Regions from separate parts of the Homo sapiens genome. Here region 2 is linked to region 1. The links are chromatin contacts, found by POLR2A ChIA-PET in ENCODE. All regions are on one chromosome and are shown on one strand. The core of a region is the stretch at or near the end of the contact, and the rest is flanking DNA. Distances in the headings are between cores, read along the strand shown. Region 1 overlaps CAPN3 (calpain 3). Region 2 holds the start of SNAP23 (synaptosome associated protein 23).

Region 1 (3,633 bases), core at 991-3,490:
ATTTTTGAGCTCCTACTATGTTCCAGGCACTCCTCTAGCAAACAAAGCAAATTCTCTCCTCTTTTTCAATATTTGTGGAAAAAGCAAGGTCTCCCTCTTGTAGAGTTTATATTCTAGTATTTTCATAAGTTATACCTGCTCACTGGAGAATACTGAGCCATACAGAAAAACACAGAGGAAAATTTCACTTATATTTTTCCCCATGTAAAGATAACCACTCTTAACATCTAGTATATGTTCTTCCAGGATTTTTCTATGCACACACTGAATCTGTATTTTTATTTTTAAAATGTTATCATATTGTATGTACCTCTTTGCAGCCTGCTTTTTTCAGTTAGTTTTTTTTGTTTTTTTGTTTTTTTTTTTTTTTTTGGAAACCAAGTCTTGCTCTATTCCCTAGGCTGGAGCACAGTGGTGCCATCTCGGCTCACTGCAACCTCTGCCTCCAAAGTTAAACTAATTCTCCTGCCTCAGCCTCCCGACATAGCTGGGATTACAGGCACACACCACCACACATGGCTAATTTTTGTATTTTTTAGTAGAGACGGGGTTTCACCATGTTGGCTGGAATGGTCTTGAACTCCTGACCTCAAGTGATCCACCTGCCTCAGCCTCCCAAAGTGCTGGGATTACAGGTGTAAGCCACCACACCCGGCCTAGTTTGATATTCTTAATGTGCCCAAAGTATTCTCCTGTAACATTTTTTAATAGCTACACAATATTCAAACACACAGATATGTTATAATTTATTTACCCAATACCCTATTATTGGAAAGTTGAGTTCTTTTTTTTCTTTGTTTTGTTTTGTTTTGCTACTATTCTAAAATGCTATAACGAACATCCCAATAGATACATCTTTGTATACATCCATGGTGACTTCCATAGGACAGATTCCCAGCAGTAGAATTGCTGGGTTGAATGATATGCTTAGGTAATGACAGAAGAGTCATTTCAAGCAGCTTCCTAGGTCTAGAACTAAGGATTAATGAGTCTCCCGCCCCCTCCCAGTCTATTCAGCATGATCTGGATCATGAGGACTGAGATCTGGAAGAGACTGAGATCTGGGAGAGGCTGAGATACCAAAAGCCCTGGCTCCACCCATACCCCTCGCCCTGAAAACAGCTCTAGGAATTCCGCGGCCTAGCAAGGCTCCGGGAAGCTCCTTTTAAAGCTGTTACGTTAGTAGGCACATGGAAGCCATAGAGAGCCTATCCAGGGCTCATGGGACTTTAGTGATCCTGCCCTTCTGCCAAGGATCCCCCATGGCTGCAACTTGGAAATTTCTGCAAATGGAAGAGCTACTCCTTAGGCACGGTCATGTCTGAGCAGGGATCTCCTCGGGCTTTCTTAGAATTCTCTCCCTGGGCACTGGGACTCTTGATTTCTTGAATATTATGTTCCAGGTGGGTGTGGAGGAGGTGAGGGGATGTAAAGAAGGCTAGACTTGGCCAGGCGCAGTGGCTCATGCCTGTAATCCCAGCACTTTGGGAGGCTGAGGCGGGTGGATCACCTGAGGTCAGGAGTTCGAGACCAGCCTGGCTAACATGGTGAAACCCCGTTTCTACTAAAAATACAAAAAATTAGCTGAGCATGGTGGCACGTGCCTGTAATCCCAGCTACTCGGGAGGCTGAGGCAGGAGAATCGCTGGAACACGGGAGGCAGAGGTTGCAGTGAGCCGAGATCGCGCCACTGCACTCCAGCCTGGGCGACACAGCAAGACTCTGTCTCAAAAAACAAAAAAGAAAGAAAAAAAGAAAAAGCTAGACTTACATGTGTCACTTAACCCCTTTTCTCAACCTCTTTCTCTTCCAGGAATAGTCAACCCTGGATGGCTTCAGGGGAAGGGGGATCCTGAAGCCCAGGGCAGCCTCCAACTCTACCCCTTCCTCCTTTGAAGGATACTAAGGGGTCCAGAAAGGAGGGGCAGGACACTGTTACCCACCCCACATCCCAGCATCCACATTGCTCTCTGATGGTCAGGACAGAGCCTTCTCAGGGAGACCAGCCTGTCTGGAGCTGTGTCTCTTGGCACTCTTAAAGGGCCACTGAAGGTCCGTTCGTGGTCGTGAGGCACACTTTCAGGGAGCAGAGTGGTCTGTGTCTTCACAGAGCCCGGAAAATGAACTAGTATGAACTTTGCCTCCAAGCAGCAGAACTTCTGTTCCCCCGCCCCTAATGGGTTCTCTGGTTACTGCTCTACAGACAATCATTCCGGTTCAGTATGAGACAAGAATGGCCTGCGGGCTGGTCAGAGGTCACGCCTACTCTGTCACGGGGCTGGATGAGGTAAGCCTGGTGGGGCTTGGTGGGGCAAGGGCACCCTCCTGGGTTAACCTCATGAAGTCAGGACTTAGCTGTTGGGGCCCCTTCCCTGTCTGCAGAGCTTGCCTCCAATCAGGACATTCAGTTCAAGGTCCAAGCCACGCCTGGGAGCAGAGGGGCCTGTGAAACTGGTAGAGGTGGATCCTGCCACAGTTGGTGCACAGTTTATCTTTGCTTTTCGTGCTAAAGATGGCAATTTTTCCAACATTTCCAATGAACAAATTGAAATATCACTTAACTTTGCTTTTACAAAGTTGGTTTCATGTGTTCTTGAGCTTCCTGTTCTCTCGTGTTCAGATAGCTACAGTTGTCTCTGGGTAGCCACGGGGACTGGTTCCAGAAGCCCCAACAGTAACAAAATCTGCAGATGCTCAAGTCCCTTCTGTAAAATGGAGTAGTATTTGCATATAACCTATGCACATCCTCCCATATACTTTAAGTCATCTCTGGATTACTTACGATACCTAACACAATGGAAATGCTATGTAAATAGTTATTGCACTGCATTGGGTTTTTTTGGTATTATTTTCTGTTGTTGTATTATTATTTTTTCTTTTTTTGAATATTTTTGATCCACAATTGGTTATATGCCAAAGCCATGGATACGAGAGGCTGACTGTTCTGTTTTGCTCCTTCTGGGACTTCTGGGTTTTCCTGGACCATGTCTGAGACAGGAACGTTGTAAGACCTGTTGCACACAGTTGGGCAGGTTGTGCCCTGTACAGAGGGATGGGCTGAGAGGGGCAGTTGCCTGCATCACCCATTGCAGCAGACTGGAGGGAGTCTGCTTGTTTGTAGTTCCTCAGTCAGCAGGGGCCTTTTGTCTTTCTTTCTTTCTTTTTTTTTTTTTTTTGAGACGGAGTCTCACTCTGTTGCCCAGGCTGGAGTGTAGTGGCACAGTCTCGGCTCACTGCAATGTCCGCCTCCTGGATTCAAGCGATTTTCCTGCCTCAGCCTCCTGAGTAGCTGGGATTACAGGCGCGTGTCACCATGCCCAGCTAATTTTTGTATTTTTAGTAGAGATGGGGGTTTCTCCATGTTGATCAGGCTGGTCTCGAACTCCTGACCTCGTGATCCGCCCACCTCGGCCTCTCAAAGTGCTGGGATTACAGGCGTGAGCCACCACGCCTGGCCAGCAGGGGCCTTTTTTCTAATTTATATGAAGACACCTAATTTATATGTGTTAGCAGGGCCCTACTGTTTATGCCTCACCTCCTCCCCCGAAGCTCATAACGGCAGGATGTTCCTGAGAAAATTGCCTCTTAGAAGATAGAGAGGAGATGGCCAAGCCCTAAGTTAGGCAGACTCAG
Region 2 (3,633 bases), core at 779-3,278, 100 kb after region 1:
GTGACTGCTGCTTGAGAAATTTACACAGGAGGGCAGAAAATGGTGAGTTCATTTTTGCCCATATTAAAAAGGCCCTCAATATTGCTTACCAGTCCTACAACATTCTTCTGTCAACTTGTTGTATTACTTTCTACAATATTCCAAATCTTCTCAGCTTTCCTTTAAACTCCCAATACCACCTCCTTTTCTATCAGAAGATGACCCCATCTTCAACTTCACAGAGAAAACAAGTCAGCAAATGAGAACTTTAACTTCCTGTTACTAAACATACAGAAACATACTTCCTCTCATAATTGGGGAAATATCTCCTCTCTCTCTCTTTCTCCCTCCCTGCCCTCTTCCAAAACCATTATTCTTACCAGTGTTTCGAACTGCCTCTAAACTGCCTCTATTCTTACCCTTTCAAGATCTTTGCCTACTGACTATCCCTTCTCTTCCTTTATTCAACCATTTTTTTCTCAGTTGAATCTTCCCTACCATGCTCAAGTTTCTCCTGTCTTAATTCTAACAAAAATCAAAAAAACAAAAACAAAAAATCTTGATCCTTCATCATTCTCCCTCCTTCCTCCCTGTCAAGGCCAAACTTTCCAAAAGCATTCTACAACTTGTCCCCATCTCTACATCTCCCCCACCTCCAAACTACTAAGTTGTTTTTTTCAACCCCAGCATTCCAACAAACAGCTTTCACTGAGATAATCAGTGACCTCTGTGTTATGAAATTAAAAAAAACATTTCTCAGGCTTCATCTTCCTTGATCCCTTAGGAATAGACTACTTACTCCTTGAAGCACTTTTTTTTTTTTTTTTTGAGATGGAGTCTGGCACTGTCGCCAGTGATAGACATTATGATAGTAATGTAGCTGGGATTACAGACACCCGCCACCACACCCAGCTATTTTTTCTTTCTTTTTTTTTTTTTTTTGTAGGGGGGACGGAATTTCACTCTCGTTGCCCAGCCTGGAGTGCAATGGCATGATCTTGGCCCACTGCAACCTCCGCCTCCCAGGTTCAAGCGATTCTCCTGCCTCAGCCTCCCGACTAGCTGGGATTACAGGCGCCTGCCACCATGCCCGGCTAATTTTTTGTATTTTTAGTAGAGATGGGGTTTCTCTATGTTGGCCAGGCTGGTCTGGAACTCCTGACCTCGTGATCTGCCCGCTTCAGCCTCCCAAAGTGCTGGGATTGATTACAGGCGTGAGCCACTGTGCCTGGTGAAGCACTTTCTTTTCTTGATTTCCAGCAGTTTATTTTATTCTTAGAGGTGCATGGAGGGGTTCCTGCAGCAAATAGTTTACAATAATCCTCCATCTGCTTAAAACTCTTCAATAGCTTTCAGTGCCCCTAGTACAAAGTGGTCTAAAATTCCAAGGCCTTCCAAGATCTAGCGATTGTTGGCCTTCTAAAGCTTTCTTTCCTCTACACTCGGGGATGTACGATTAGCACTAAGCCTCTAACAAGGATGAACTACTAGAAATTTCCAGAAGGCGTTATGCTGTTCTCGACATAAGCTGTTCCCCAGAGCCTGGAAAACTCTAGCTCTTTCTCTGCCGGATTTCCGGGGGAACTCCTACTTATCCTTCATGACTCAAGTCACTTCCTCCGGGAACCCTTCCAGACACCCCTAAGAATAAAACGCTTTGTTCATTATCAGCCAAAGGCGCCTCAAATTTTCTATGTGCTATGCACTGTATTCTATCCACTATAATTTGTTTACATATCTATATCTTAGTCTAGACATATTGAAAGGCGATGAAGAGCAGGGAAAGCACTGTATTCGCTTTCTTTTCTTCAGCGTTCATCCAGCACAGTGCCTGGCATACGGTTTGCCCTCAGTAAATGTTTATTGCATGAACACCTCCCAGCTTCGGGCAGGACTGAAATCTATCCGGTTAACTAGTGAATTCCCAGACTCTCCGTCTGCGTGGCAGGGACATTTAAACCCCCAGCACCGTGATTGGCTCCAGCTGCAGGGGTGTGTCTGTGTCCGCGGCGAACGGGAAGTGAGCAGGCGCGCGGGCTCGGCGCGCGCAGGCGCGACTAGGGTGCAGCGCCAGGTCCGGTGTTGGGGTGTCCGAGTTGCCGCCGGAGAGGAGTGGCCTCGCCCGCTTGGTGAGTCTCCAGGAGTGGGACGGAGGGAGCTGGCCGGGATGAAGTCTGAGACTATGTCCTGAGAAGAAAGAGTGTATCGTATTGGTTGAAAAGTTGGTGGGGTCGGGCTTAAGCGGAGGAGGGGGCTCTCTGGCCCTTACTCGGCAGATGGGCCCGGAGAGAGGACGGGAGGTGCCGGGAGAACATCGAGGGACCAGTGGAGGAAGGGTAGCTGGATGGTAATTCTCTGGACCCTTCCTCGAAATTAAACAGAGATCACTTTCCGCCCCTCACCCTTACTGTGTTGCTGTAGTTGACATTAATAGACTGCCTGTATGGTGACCACAGTGATCAGATAGCTCTGAGATAATGGCTTGAGGAAGGACTCTGAGGTTCCTGGTATTGGATAGCCCTTGCTCTCTAGAAAGGTTCAGCCTTACCTCGCGGCATTACTGCACAAATTAGAGGATCAGGAAAAGAATGAATTTCACAATTCGGGATTGGAGTGGTGGGGGGAAAAAGTACTGTAAAGTGTAGTTTCATCTCGTCCTTTTTTTCTTCTTTAATCAGTCACCACAATGTTAGGAAAGGCAGTTGATGGTAGGAGGAAACGTAAAGACATAAAAGTGGGAGAGGAAAAAAAAGTCAAGAAGGGAGTATCATTTTGCCTTTTGCTATTTGTCATCTCCTGGAATGGGGTCTGTATTAGTGCGTTCTCACACTGCTATAAAGAAGTACCCAAGGCCGGGCTTGGTGGCTAACGCCTGTAATCCCAGCACTTTGGGAGGTCGAGGAGAGAGGATCATATGAGATCAGGAGTTCGAGACCAGCCTGGCCAACATGATGAAATCCCATCTCTACTAAAAATACAAAAATTAGCCAGGCGTGGTGGTATATGCTTGTAATCCCAGCTACTCCGGAGGCTGAGGCAGGAGAATCACTTGAACCTGGGAAACAGAGGTTGCAGTGAACCGAGATCGTGCCACTGAGCTTCAGCCTGGGAGACAGAGTCAGGCTCCAACTCAAAAAAAAACAAAAAGCAAAAGAAATACTCGAGACTGGGTAATTTATAAAGGAAGGAAGTTTAATTGACTCTCAGTTCTGCATGGCTGGGGAGGCCTCAGGAAACTTATAATCATGGTGGAAAGCAAAGGAGAAGCCAAGCACCTTCTTCACAGGATGGCAGGAGAGAGACAGTGAAGGGGAAAAAGCCCCTTATAAAACCAGTATCATGAGAACAGCATGGGGGAAACCACCCCCATAATCCAATCACCTCTCACCAGATTCGAGATGAGATTATGAATAGCCAAACTGTATCATTCTGCCCCTGGCCCCTTTCTTTCTTTCTTTCTTTTTTTTTTTTTTTGAGATGGAGTCTCACACTCTGTCACCCAGGCTGGAGTGCAGTGGCGCGATCTTGGCTTACTACAACCTCCAACACTTCAAGCGATTCTCCTCCCTCACACTCCTGAGTAGCTGAGACTACAAATGTGTGCCACCAAACCTGGCTAATTTTTTTTTTTTTTTTTTTTTTGAGATGGGGTCT

What was found. ChIA-PET counts read pairs that join two places held with the same protein, here RNA polymerase II (POLR2A).
Region 2: POLR2A ChIA-PET joins it to region 1 with 12 read pairs in HepG2. The contact joins the promoter of SNAP23 here to the enhancer-like site in region 1. POLR2A ChIA-PET finds 5 or more read pairs at or near these places in 4 of 52 experiments (HepG2, IMR-90, Panc1 and 1 more).

The regions. Positions count from the first base shown.
Region 1 is chr15:42,390,436-42,394,068 of GRCh38, forward strand. It overlaps CAPN3 (calpain 3), which reads left to right. Exons shown (of 24, transcript NM_000070.3): 7 at 2,204-2,287. Among named protein-coding and RNA genes, the nearest start is that of CAPN3, 33 kb to the left of the region's middle. Within about 2 kb of position 2,241, at least 3 of the 41 ENCODE cell types and tissues checked have a DNase peak (open chromatin) inside an H3K27ac peak, as active enhancers do.
Region 2 is chr15:42,493,606-42,497,238 of GRCh38, forward strand. It overlaps SNAP23 (synaptosome associated protein 23), which reads left to right and starts at 2,029. Exons shown (of 8, transcript NM_003825.4): 1 at 2,029-2,108. RefSeq lists enhancers at 1,702-2,245, 2,246-2,789.